Regions from separate parts of the Homo sapiens genome. Here region 2 is linked to region 1. Evidence: read pairs that join two places in POLR2A ChIA-PET (ENCODE). Cell type or tissue: PC-9. All regions are shown on one strand. Links, peaks and the distances in the headings refer to the core of each region. The heading gives the core; the rest is flanking DNA.

Evidence for each region. ChIA-PET counts read pairs that join two places held together with the same protein. Peaks named below come from ENCODE experiments on the same cell type or tissue, not always from the same donor. Only the 100,000 strongest peaks of a DNase experiment are listed, where the experiment ranks them.
Region 2: POLR2A ChIA-PET joins it to region 1 with 5 read pairs; 2 of 35 experiments call an interaction of 5 or more read pairs at or near these places.

What each region holds. Positions count from the first base shown.
Region 1 is chr15:72,217,675-72,223,806 of GRCh38, reverse strand. It overlaps PKM (pyruvate kinase M1/2), which reads left to right. Exons shown (of 11, transcript NM_002654.6): 2 at 4,697-4,863. The coding sequence starts at 4,710. Among named protein-coding and RNA genes, the nearest start is that of PKM, 10 kb to the left of the region's middle. In PC-9, for the core only: no CTCF peak of the experiment used is centred there; no DNase peak of the experiment used is centred there; H3K27ac peaks cover 2,275 bases.
Region 2 is chr15:72,542,101-72,548,232 of GRCh38, reverse strand. ARIH1 (ariadne RBR E3 ubiquitin protein ligase 1) reads right to left here. Exons shown (of 14, transcript NM_005744.5): 3 at 3,269-3,413. Among named protein-coding and RNA genes, the nearest start is that of MIR630, 42 kb to the left of the region's middle. In PC-9, for the core only: no CTCF peak of the experiment used is centred there; no DNase peak of the experiment used is centred there.

The DNA.
Region 1 (6,132 bases), core at 783-5,782:
AAGACCCAGGTCTCTTAGCTAGAAGATATCTTATCCTCTGTATCCTGCACCCATATGCAAATACATTATTGTCATTACCCTTAACTATAGATGAAGATGAACAGTGCCTATTCCAGACCTTACTAGGTTCTGCTGGCCCGTCACCCATTTTGATCATGTTGCTGGCCTAGTTTGATTAGGGCAAATCTTAGAAACTCCATTTCCATTGTTGAGGAAGAGAACTAGAGAGCAGGCTGACCTGAATGCCAGCGTATCATGATGCAGACTTTCTAACGGATGCAGGTGTTCGGAAGAGTTGTGGATCGAAACGCCTTCATGATGGCTTGGAGGTGTAGGTAGCAAACTGACGTCACAGGAAGGAACACAATCTTGGGTACCTACTGGCAACGTTGGAGGGAGAAAGTGAGCATCAGGTGCCATCATTTTATAGTTGATCTATGTGATGAGGTTGGTATCGGAGCATAATTGGTACAAAGGAAAAATGACTTAGGCAGATGCAGACTCACGGGCCAGGCTATTTTATTAGGGCAGAATGATTTGGTCCTTTGTGGAAGAATTGGTGGAGTGAAGCGTGAATCTTTCCCAGCACAACCCAACAACAGTCCTGGCCCTAAGAAGTGGAGCATGGGAGTTGGGTGTGGTTCGTGCCTGTAGTCCCAGCTACTTGGGATGCTGAGGCTGGAGGATCGTTTGAGGGTGCAGTGAGCTATAATATAATATAATCACACCACTGCACTCCAGCCTGGGTGACAGAGTGAAACCCTGTCTGAAAAAAAAAAAAAAGAAAAAAAAAAAGTTGGAGGGAGGAGTGTTGGGTATTTTTTATGATTTTTGTCTCCTGGTTTCTGAAGAATGGCCAAAAAATTGTGTCTGACACAAAGGAAACTAATATAAAAAGCCAGGAGCTGTCTGAGATGAGAAAGGAAAGGGAGAATAGGGCACTTGGAGCTGAGCTGTGATTGTGCCTGTTCCAACCTGTCACTCCAGACTAAGGCCTCTTAGAGATGGTGTCTCCTTTCTCACAGAGGAGACATGGCTCTGAGGAAGATCTTACTGCAGGGGCTCGGGCTCAAGAATAAGGCTCCTGGACCTGGGCATGGTGTGTGCTGCTATCAGTGGATACGCCAGGCTTCCACTGCTGGCTGGAGGTTGGCTCTGCATGTCTGTGCCTTCCTAGGAGGAGGATGCAATAGTGAGTCAGACTGGCATGGGTGGGGCCACATGTCCTGGCAGGCACTGTCCAGGCAGCTGGCATGAGGGAGAGGAGTCTTTCCCAGAAGTCCGCCCTGAGAAACCAAGGCTGGGCTGCTCTCCTGGAGCCAGGGGAGTCCAGTGAGTGTTTTACATACAACTCTAGGTACGTGGTTGGTGGGATGGGCAGTTTGTGCTGGGAAGAGGCTTGTGGAGGATTTTGGAGAAGGCAGGAGAGCTCTGGCCCTCCCTGCAAGGGAGGCTTCAGGTCAGAGCCTGAGGAAAGACCTGGGCATGAGATATGAGGTCTCTGGCTGGGTAGAGAGCATGAAGGACACATGAGATCTGGAGTCTGGATGAACTTGCTGACAAGCAAGCTTTTTTTGACTGCTAATGCGTAAATCCACTATAGAAATTTTCATTTGTCATTTTTGTACTTATTGGCAAAAAATTAGAGCTTATAGGCATCAGATTTAATTTGAGATAGTTGAAATAGGGTTTGTGTTTGAGGCCAATATAATTTTATCTGCTAATGGCATCTCGTGGACTTGGAGGCAGCCCTTCTGTACCAGAACATTGTCAAAAGCTTTTACTGTAAAGCTTGAGAACAAACTAGTTTGCTGGATTTGGGCATGTAACTAACAGGTTTGAGGCATGGGATTATCCTGTGGACTTTTTTTTTTTTTTTTTTGCTTTGAGGTTCTGAATGTATTAAGGTTGACCTTCTTAAGCCGTTGAAACTGTTCTGCAGTACATTTGTGATGTAGGGCCTAAGACTTGTATCGTTTTTTTTTTTTAATCACAACCCAGTGTACAGAACTTGAGACATGCGTCTTTTCTCTGCCACCTTTTAAAAGCAGATTATTCTTGAAGTGCATAGAGCAGCAATTGATTAATGGAATTGGTGTCTTCACATTTCATTTACTTCCTCCCAACAATTTTATAGGATGCATATAAATATTTCCAAAAGAGGTACACATAATTTCTTACTATAAAAGTATTTTTATATTTATATCAGTAAATTTGTTAATAAAGAGGATTTTTTTTTTTCTGTAATCCTACCACCCCAATGACGTCCTATTAAAATTTCAGTATATATCCTCCCAGGTCTTTTAGGTATGTTTAATTTGGTGTCCCTTCCCCGCTCCCAAAAGGGGAGGGACCAGGTTCTTGTATAGAATAGTGGAATGTTAGTAAATCACAGGTTTAAAGAGACATAACAGTGGAATCTCTAGAGCAGCTGTCACCTGGATACCTGGTTATTAAGGTAATTTTTCCATTACCCCAAAGAGCTTTAGTTACACTCAGCTTTTTCCTTAATCCTTGTGCAGCTCTCCAGGGCACACCGTATTCAGCTCTGAGCGGTCTTTGCTAGTGAGGCCAAGGAGCCACCCTGAGCCAAAAGGGGAGCATTATGTCACCGGAAGCCCAACCCCAGAGAACCAAAGGTATGACCTGATATTCAGTGGCCCCAGCCAGGTCTTTACAGGAAGACCCTCATATCTCAGGTCTAAGAAGAGCCAGCTGATGGTTTTTAAAAAGAGTGGAATTAGTTACTCCAACCCACTTATTCAGATCTTATTTTGTTCACAATACAGTCCCTAGATTGTAGGCCCATTGGAGGCCACAGCAAAGCCTTTGTGTTCCAGTTGGCCTGATGTGCCATCTCTCAGTAATGTTCCCTTAACAGCCAGACTTCCCTAAGCCCAGCTGGGAGCTCTGAAGGTATGCGAGCCCTCCCTCAACCATGAGTGTAGGGAAAGGGACCAGGGGCCCCAGGCTTTCCTGTCAGTAATGCAGAAGTTCCTCAGATTTAGGGAAGGGGGAGCAGAGGCATAACTTTGATTCTGACAAAGAGGCATTCAGAGAGACTGAAAGGTCATTTAACAAACACTGGAATGCTTCCACATACTAGGTGCTAGGAGATACAAAACCATATAGGTCCTGGAAGGGAGGATTGATTTTTTCATTTTGGTACGTAGTAGATATTAGGGGCTTAGGAAATACACATCGAAATGAAGAGTGCATTTGCCATGTTGAACCGTTAGCCGGTATCTTATTTCCCCATTTTAAAAGTTTTAGAATCTGTGGTTGAGGACTTGTGGCCATCAGTTTTCCATAGCCAACAGACTGTTCACTACTGCCTTCAGAGCTCCTTGGACCTCAGCGGGCCTTCTTTGGAGATGGCAGAGATGGATTTAGATGTATACTCTACTCGAGCCACCCAGAGAGCCCACAAAGTCAGAGATGGAACAGGGTAAAGGAGTAAGGGTCATATGTGTGAGATGCCTTGATTTGGAACTTTGAGATTTAGGATGAGGTGGGGAAGGGCTAAAGAGGAGCTTGTTCCTGAGCCTTGCTTGGCCGAAGCATTTAGGCTCAAGCGTTTTAGAAAGAGTAGCCCTTGGTCTGAGAACTCAAGGAAACAGCTTTCTGATGAGACGTGTAGCAAGCTTCTGGTTCACATCCTTACCTGATAGTTCTTCAAACACTGCCTGGTCTGGTTCACATCCTTACCTGATAGTTATTCAAACACTGCCTGGAAGCTTCTCCTGAGTTTTTGTCTCTAATCAGCTAACTAACAGGCTGAGTGAGTTTAGTTGTAAGTCATTAATGAAGAAAGCAAAGGTTGGGGCCATTGTCAGGGTTGTGACCTGGGCTAGTTAATTACCTGGAACTGATGGTCTGTGTTACAGAGTGGTGGTATACTTGTCAGGCTTAGAAAAGAAATCAGGATGTGTATCAAAAATCATTTGGGGAAAAGATTTGACCAGCAACTTTAATTTCTCTATGTTTGCAACTATCCTGTTAATGTAGTTGTGATAATTTCAGAATTATACCAGTGCCCTTATGTTATCCTTGCTTTGCAAATTGCAAATTGCTTTGCGTGTCCTGACATCCTTCTGGCCAACAGTAGATGTGGTTTTAGGTTTAGACTCCTGGGATGGAAGCTTTTGCATTCAGGGGAATGACTTTGGGTTTGGGTGAGGATTGTAAAGAGGCAATATGGGTGCCCCACGACAAAGCAGCTATTTGTAGCTTTGTGACAGCTTGACATGCAGAGATCTAGGCTTATCAAGGCACTAAGCTAGGAGTCAGTTGTTTGTATCACTGGAAGATTGGTTACAACTTCCTTCATTGGAAGCTCCTTCAGTGCATGTTAAATGATGTTATTTATAGATAGGGTGGTGAGAAAGCTGTCTAGGTAGATGTCAGTCAGCCCAGTGTAAGAGAGACCTGCTTACTGTGGGTGCTTGGGACTATGTGGAGTGGGTGGGAGGTTTTAACTTGTTCAGTAAGGTCCTTTCCATTGTTCACAATCTGGTGAACCCTTTTTCTAACATGAGGAGCACCCACATAACCAGATCATGTCTGGCTTCCCTGTGGCTTGTGTACAAAGCGTGCTTATTGAGTTAATGTGTAAGCAGGAGACAGCCTTCTGTGCTAAATGGTATATTAACCACTTCTCAGTCTTACCACTCTCTTTCAATTTGTCTCGACCCAGGACCTCAGCAGCCATGTCGAAGCCCCATAGTGAAGCCGGGACTGCCTTCATTCAGACCCAGCAGCTGCACGCAGCCATGGCTGACACATTCCTGGAGCACATGTGCCGCCTGGACATTGATTCACCACCCATCACAGCCCGGAACACTGGCATCATCTGTACCATTGGTGAGTGGGTGTGCCCCTTCCCCCAAAAAAGGGCTTCATGGGCAGTGACCTTTCTCTCCTGAAAAGAGTAACTAAATGTCCTAACAAACCTAGGTGCTACATGGGATACTACACAGATTCTTATGAAAGGACTCAGGTCATAGGAAGTTGCAGTAAAGAATTAGTATGTGCATAGGATGGCAAATACAGTTAATAAGAGAGTATTAGACATTTCAAAATTGCTAAGATGGCGAGGTATGGTGGCTCCCAGCACTTTGGGAGGCCAACGTGGGAGGATTGCCTGAGCCTCGAAATTTGAGACCAGCCTGAGCAACTTAGACCCTGTCTCTCCAAAAAGTGAAAAAAAAAAAAAAAAAATTAGCTGGGCATGGTGGCATGCACCTGTAGTTCTGGCTACATGGGAGGCTGAGACAAAGATCACTTGAGTCCAGGAGATTGAAGTTGCAGTGAGCCATGATCACACCACTGCACTCCAGTCTAGGCAACAGAGCGAGATCCTGTCTTAAGAAAAAAAAATTGTCCGGGCGCAGTGGCACATGCCTGTAATCCAGCACTTCGGGAGGCTGAGGCAGGTGGATCACCTGAGGTCAGGAGTTCGAGACCAGCCTGGCCAACATGGTGAAATCCCATCTCTACTAAAAATACAAAAAAATTAGCCGGGGGTGGTGGCGGGTACCTATAATCCCAGCTACTTGGGAGGCTGAGGCAGGAGAATTGCTTGAACCTGGGAGGCGGAGGTTGCAGTGAGCTGAGATCTGACCATTGCACTCCAGCCTTGGCAACAAGAACGAAACTCTGCCTCAAAAAAAAAAGGAAGAAAAAAGAAAAAAACATCGCTAAGAGTAAATTTCAAATGTTCTCACCACAAAAATGTTAAGTATTTGAAGTCATGGATATGTTAACTAACCTGATTTAATTATTCCACATTGTATCCAAACTGTATGTATTGGATTACATAACTTTGTAACCCAAATTATAAATTACCAGTTTATAATAAAAAATAATTTGTTGCAAAAAGAATCCATATGGTTTAGGTTTTATGCTATAGGCAAAATTTAGAAGATGTTTTCCTTAGCAGGTCTTTGTAGGAGCAACTTAAAGACCTAGGAAAGATCTTTCTAACATGTTCTGTGCTACCAAGATTCTGTGGTTGGACATCTGGCTGGGTTTCAGTGAGGGTGGAGAAGGCTGGCCAAGTCTTAACCTAGGCTTTTCTGATACAGTGGGAGCCTGCAGAACTTGAAGGAAATGGTCGAAGTGTCCCAGTAG
Region 2 (6,132 bases), core at 576-5,575, 320 kb before region 1:
AAGTCCTGCCTGATCAAAAACTGGGTTAGGTATCCCTCCAACACGTTCCCACAGTATCGTATCTTATATTTGCCCTACCAAAGCACTTACCACTCTTTCTGAATATGTCACCTTACTACTTATCTACCCAACTAACCTGCAAATTATCTGGTTAGGAATTATGTATTTATTCTCCATTGTTTCTTAGAATAGTGCCTAGTGTGTTCAATGAATAGGTTTCTCCATCATCAGTTACAAGTACAAAACAAAAATTTACACTGTAAATCTCAAGTCATGATTTTGAATTCTAGTTTGTTGAGATTGTTAGACCATATTAAGAACAGCGAGAAAGTTATAGTGGATATTTGGAAGCAGCCAAGCTTCAGTACTCAAATCAGAGTTAAGATTTAAGTTAAGAAGGAACTGTCTATGATAGGGCAGGAGGAAAAACGCCAAGAAGTAAGGAAACCTTGTAAAACCTGGGTCTTAGTATTACCTCACAGAAACATTTAACTGTAAGCACTATATAAATGTCAACTGGCAAGGAGAATCTGTTAAAGACAATAAAATAGTCAAAATATTAATATATTGTAACAGTAGTACTTTTTAAAAAATATTCAAATTAGAATTGTGATTTAAGGTAAGAGAAATGATACAATACTCAGGTTGGAAGAAAATTGAAAGAGTATCTTATTCAACTCATCAGAAAGAAAAAAGAAACTGTTGGGTGCGGTGGTGCACACCTGTAATCCCAGCACTATGGGAGGCCAAGGTGGGTGGATCACCTGAGGTCAGGAGTTCAAGACCAGCCTGGCCAATATGGTGAAACCCCGTCTCTACTAAAAATACAAAAATTAGCCGGGTGTGGTGGCCGGCGCTTGTAGTCCCAGCTACTCGGGAGGCTGAGGCAGGAGAATCACTTGAACCCAGGAGGCGCAGGCTGCAGTGAGCCAAGACTGTGCCATTGCACTCCAGTCTGGGCAACAAGAGCAAAACTCGTGTCAAAAAAAAAAGAGAAAAGGAAAGAGGCCAGGCGCGGTGGCTCACGCCTGTAATCCCAGCACTTTGGCATGCTGAGGCGGGCAGATCATGAGGTCAGGAGATCGAGACCATCCTGGCTAACATGGTGAAACCCCGTCTCTACTAAAAACACAAAAAATCAGCCAGGCGTGATGGCAGACGCCTGTAGTCCCAGCTACTCGGGAGGCTGAGGCAGGCGAATGGCATGAACCTGGGAGGCGGAGCTTGCAGTGAGCCGAGATCGCACCACTGCACTCCAGCCTGGGCGACAGAGCAAGACTCCGTCCCACCCCCCCCCCTCCAAAAAAAAAGAAAAGAAAAGAAAAGGAGAAGAAACCAAAACTGGAGGAGCGTGGTGGCTCACACCTATAATGCCAGCACTTTCAGAGGCCAGGTGGGCAGACTGCTTGAGCTCAGACAAGTTCCAGACCAGCCTGGGCAACATGGTGAAACCCCGTCTCTACAAAAAAACCAAAACAAACAAACAAACAAAACACACACACACAGGTGAAACCCCGTCTCTACAAAAAAAACAAACAAACAAAACAAAACAAACAAAACACACACACACACACACAGAAAAATCAGCCAGACATGGTGGCATGCGCCTGTGGTCCCAGCTACTTGGGAGGCTGAGGTGGGAGGATCGCTTGAGCCCAGGAGTTTGAGGCTGCAGTGATCACATCACTGCACTCCAGCCTAGACAACAGAGCAAGGCCGTCTCAAAAGAAAGAAAGAAAAAAGAAAAACCCAGTGACATTAAATGGCTTACCTCCCGCTAAAGCCAAAAATTTCACGTTAGAGTTACGATCAGAACTTGAGAATTTGAAAATTCAGTTCACCACTTTACCTACTAAATAACTCACTGATCATTCTATTTCTCTAAGAGTACTTTATTTTCTTTTAAAACTTTTCTCATCACTTGTACATGTGAACAAGTTAACTCCCCACAAATGGACCCCATTAGAGATACACATATACAACTCTAAGATAAACAATAAAAATCCTTCAATATAAATATAATATTAGCCAGGCTTGATGGTGCACGTCTGTAGTTCCAGCTACTTGGGAGGCTGAGGGAAAAGGATCACTTGAGCCCAAGAGTCTGATGAAGGCTGTAGTACACTGACTGTGCCTGTGAATAGCCATAACACTCCAGCCTGGGTAGCATAGTGAGACCCCCATCAACCAAATAATTGTTAAAATAACAGTGTCAAAGACTTGTTATATAGTAATTATTAGAAAGAGATGCTTAACTATTAAAGCAGAGAATATGAACAAGACAGTTGTAATTATCATAGAATTAAGTTATCTTAGACATCTTAAGACTAAACTTCCTTAGTAAACACTCAAGTAAATCAAGTAAGTAAATCATCTCAGTTCAGTAAATTCTATTTTATATTTTGAGACGGAGTCTCACTCTGTCGCCCAGGCTGGAATACAGTGGCATGATGTCAGCTCACTGTAACCTCTGCCTTCCAGGCTCAAGCAATTCTCATGCCTCAGCCTCCCAAGTAGCTGGGATTATAGACATGCACCATCATGCCAGGATAATTTTTTTGTATTTTTAGTTGAGACAGGTTTCCGCCATGTTGGCCAGGCTGGCCTCAAACTCCTGGCCTCAAGTGATCTGCCCACCTTGGCTTCCCCAAGTGCTGGGATTATAGGCATGAGCCACTGAGTCCAGCTTCAGTTCAATAAATTTTTAGGAAGGTTATTTGTACTTAAGGGATTAACATCAGTTCTTTGGTTCTCTTGCTATATCACTGGTTCTGCTCCAACTCTGTCCCCACATACCATATTTAACAATCTCCATTTGAATGGATTTGATTAAGTGAAAATCTTATCTTCTGAAGAATTCTGAGAGTTCCCTAGCAAATAGTATTAACGGTATTTTATGAGTGTTTCTGGATATTTAAAAAACACTTAAAGTTTAAATCTATTTTAATTTGGATGAGAAAGAATTCTACTTACTGCCTACTATTACACAATTCTCCCATGGTGATAGAATAAACTCCAGAAAGATTTAGGTCTATAAATGACAACTTGGACAAGTTGTTGCTGCTTTAAAAAACAAATGGGGGTTGGAGGTAAGAGGAACCAAGCTTTTACTCTTTTTCTTCCTTTCCTCACACTGAATACATTGATAGGTTATGGCTTAGAGGTTACTACTCCCAGACCCACAAATTTTCCTTTGTTTAAATAATGGAAGTTGATTTACCCTCTGAAATACAAAGTCAGCACTAGCCTTAAACTACCAGATACTCACCGAGTTAGGGTAGTTCAAGTAGCAGATCTGACAAGGCATATCCTGTGCTGATGACCTTGTATTCATCTGGCGTGTTCGAGACTTTTTACTTGGATTAATTACATGACACTCAGCAAAGAGCTTCTCCAGGTTTCCATCAAAGTACCTGCATTATTTAAACAGAAAGGATAAGAGCCCAGCAACTTGCACACTGTTAGAGCTCTCCAAAAACCTGACTTTCTATAGGGAAAAGCAAGAAGTTGAATTAAAATAAAACAAGATAACAACCTTTTTATTCAGAGGAAATAAAAGCTACATGGTACAAATTATAGCAAATAAAGGTGTGTGTATACATGTGCATATATATATATATTGCAAACAGCAAAAATTCAGTCTACTCTCATATATATGAGTGTGTGTGTGTGTGTGTGTATGTATGTAAACTAGTAGACTGAGTTTTGCTGCCTTTTTCCCCCTAAACTTTGGTTTTAAATAACTGAATCTTGGGAAATTAAGCTATTAGTATTTTAACAGTACTGCAACTAAAACTTAAGGATTAAAGTTGTGCTGTTGCTGGGGTACCTATGAAGAGTAATATTTTACATGGGTAGGCTGTATTTTATACAAATGAATTCATTTTATTAATAATTTTAGTTAAAGCAATTTAAACATATTAGCTTCAGTAAAGCATTTATCTTACTGCACAAATCATCTTAAAAATATAATTATTACGTGTCTCATTTTACATAATAGACTTGCTTTCTAAACATTATTTTGAAATATTTTTAATTTACTGAGAAAGGAGGAGGAATAAAACAAAGAAGTGTATCTTCAAACATTTTATATAAAATAAATTACATATTAGCTTTTCATAAAATATGTATCTAAATATAGAGTAGTTCCATATCTAAGACATCAAGAGTATATATATGCCAAGTACTACCTAGAGTTTTAACTAAATAGCAAACCTCTGGACAGAAGATAGTAGAGCAGACCTTAAGGTGGGTTGAGGTGGTTAAGATAACAGTAAATACTTAGCACAATGTTTCCAATTAATTCAGATGAGACATGTTCCCTGGCCTCCTGAAACAGCTTACTATTCAAAAGGGAAAAGCAATAGATATTAAAAAAAAAAAAACTTTTCAATCTGTAAAACCAATATAACCAGCAAAAATATTAATGTGCAATCTGGTCAATTACTTTTTGGGTTGTAAAGCCCAGATTACAGTAACTATAATGCTCTTTATATACAAACAGGAGATTTTCAATTTTAAAAGTAATCAATACTCAAAAGAAATTTCCAATATTTTTAATTAAGGTCTTGTTTAGGCTTTGTGTCAAAGGCTACTATATCTTACTGTACCTCCAGAAAAATCATTCAAATGAGAACAAACCATATCACTTCTCCTAAGACTAATAAATAAATATCTTTTTTATAAATACTTTGACTACAGCATAGTTCAATGAAATAATCATATTATCAATCGAAATGCCAACACATTATAAAAAGGAGGATTATCAGAAAGTTAAAAGTTGTCAGGAACTCATACAAATAGAAAATTAATGTCTCTGATGATTCAGATAATCAGAATATATTTAAAGCAGAAAATCAAATGCTTTCCTACAATTTTGAGACAGTCTCACTCTGTCGCCCAGACTGGAGTGCAGTGGCGCCATCTCGGCTCCCTGCAACCTTTGCCGCCCAGGTTCAAGCGATTCTACTGCCTCAGCCTCCCGAGTAGCTGGGATTACAGGCGCCGCGGTGGCTCACACCTGCAATCCCAGCACTTTGGGATGCTGAGGTGGGTGGATCACTTGAGGTCAGTAGTTCAAAACCAGCCTGGCCAACATGGTGAAACCCCATCTCTACTAAAAATACAAAAAAATTAGCTGGGCGCGGTGGCAGGTGCCTCTAATCCCAGCTACTCAGGAGGGTGAGGCATGAGAACCGCTTGAATCCAGGAGGCAAGGTTGCAGTGAGCCAAGATGGTGCCACTGCACTGCACTCTAGCCTGGGTGACAGAGCGAGACTGTCTCAAATTTAAAAAAAAAAAAAAAGATAATATAAAATACCAAGTTTTACCTGAAAAACTGAAAGCATAAGAGATTAACACTAAATATCAATTCATAAACCAGCTAAACACCTTGTTTTATAAAAATATTCATGCTCCCAAGACAAGACAAACTTCTGTCATCCAAAATTTGACAACAGGGAACTAATGACTCTCATACTTTGGTTAACATTCTAGACAGCATTCTATGAGTATACAGCCACACAGACATGTGTCCCTAATTTCATATAAGTAACACCCTAGTCCAGATTTATAACCTGCTTTTTTCACTAGACAATATCTAACAGACACCTTTGTCTTTAAATGTCTACATTTTTCATTTTTGCACAATATTCCACTGTAGTTATTTACTATAATATATCCAACCAATGTTATTCTGAAGGACATTTAAATGTGCCACATATAAATAATCCTAGATTAAAATCTTAGCCCATCAGATAGGGAAAAATACCTAGACTTAACTTGTATTTATTTATTTATTAGTGAAGGTGAACACATTTTTCTGTGGTGATCTTATTCCCTATTAAGTTCAGTATGCAAAGAGGAAGAGTAAATCTTTGTTTCATGGGTTGCTTTCTTTCATTTCTTTCTTGTCTTTCAACCTTCTTTAATAGTGTTTAATTACCACTTTAAAATTTTTATGTAGGCACATTTATCGTGCTACTCCACTGTGATTTCTGCAGTTCATATCACACTTTAAAAGACCTCTATACCCAAAGATTTTTTAATGGAAATTCATTAATGATTTAGATCTCACCTTTAAATTGTTTCCATTAAAACTGTTGATTTATTTTTGCGTAATAAGGAGTAAAG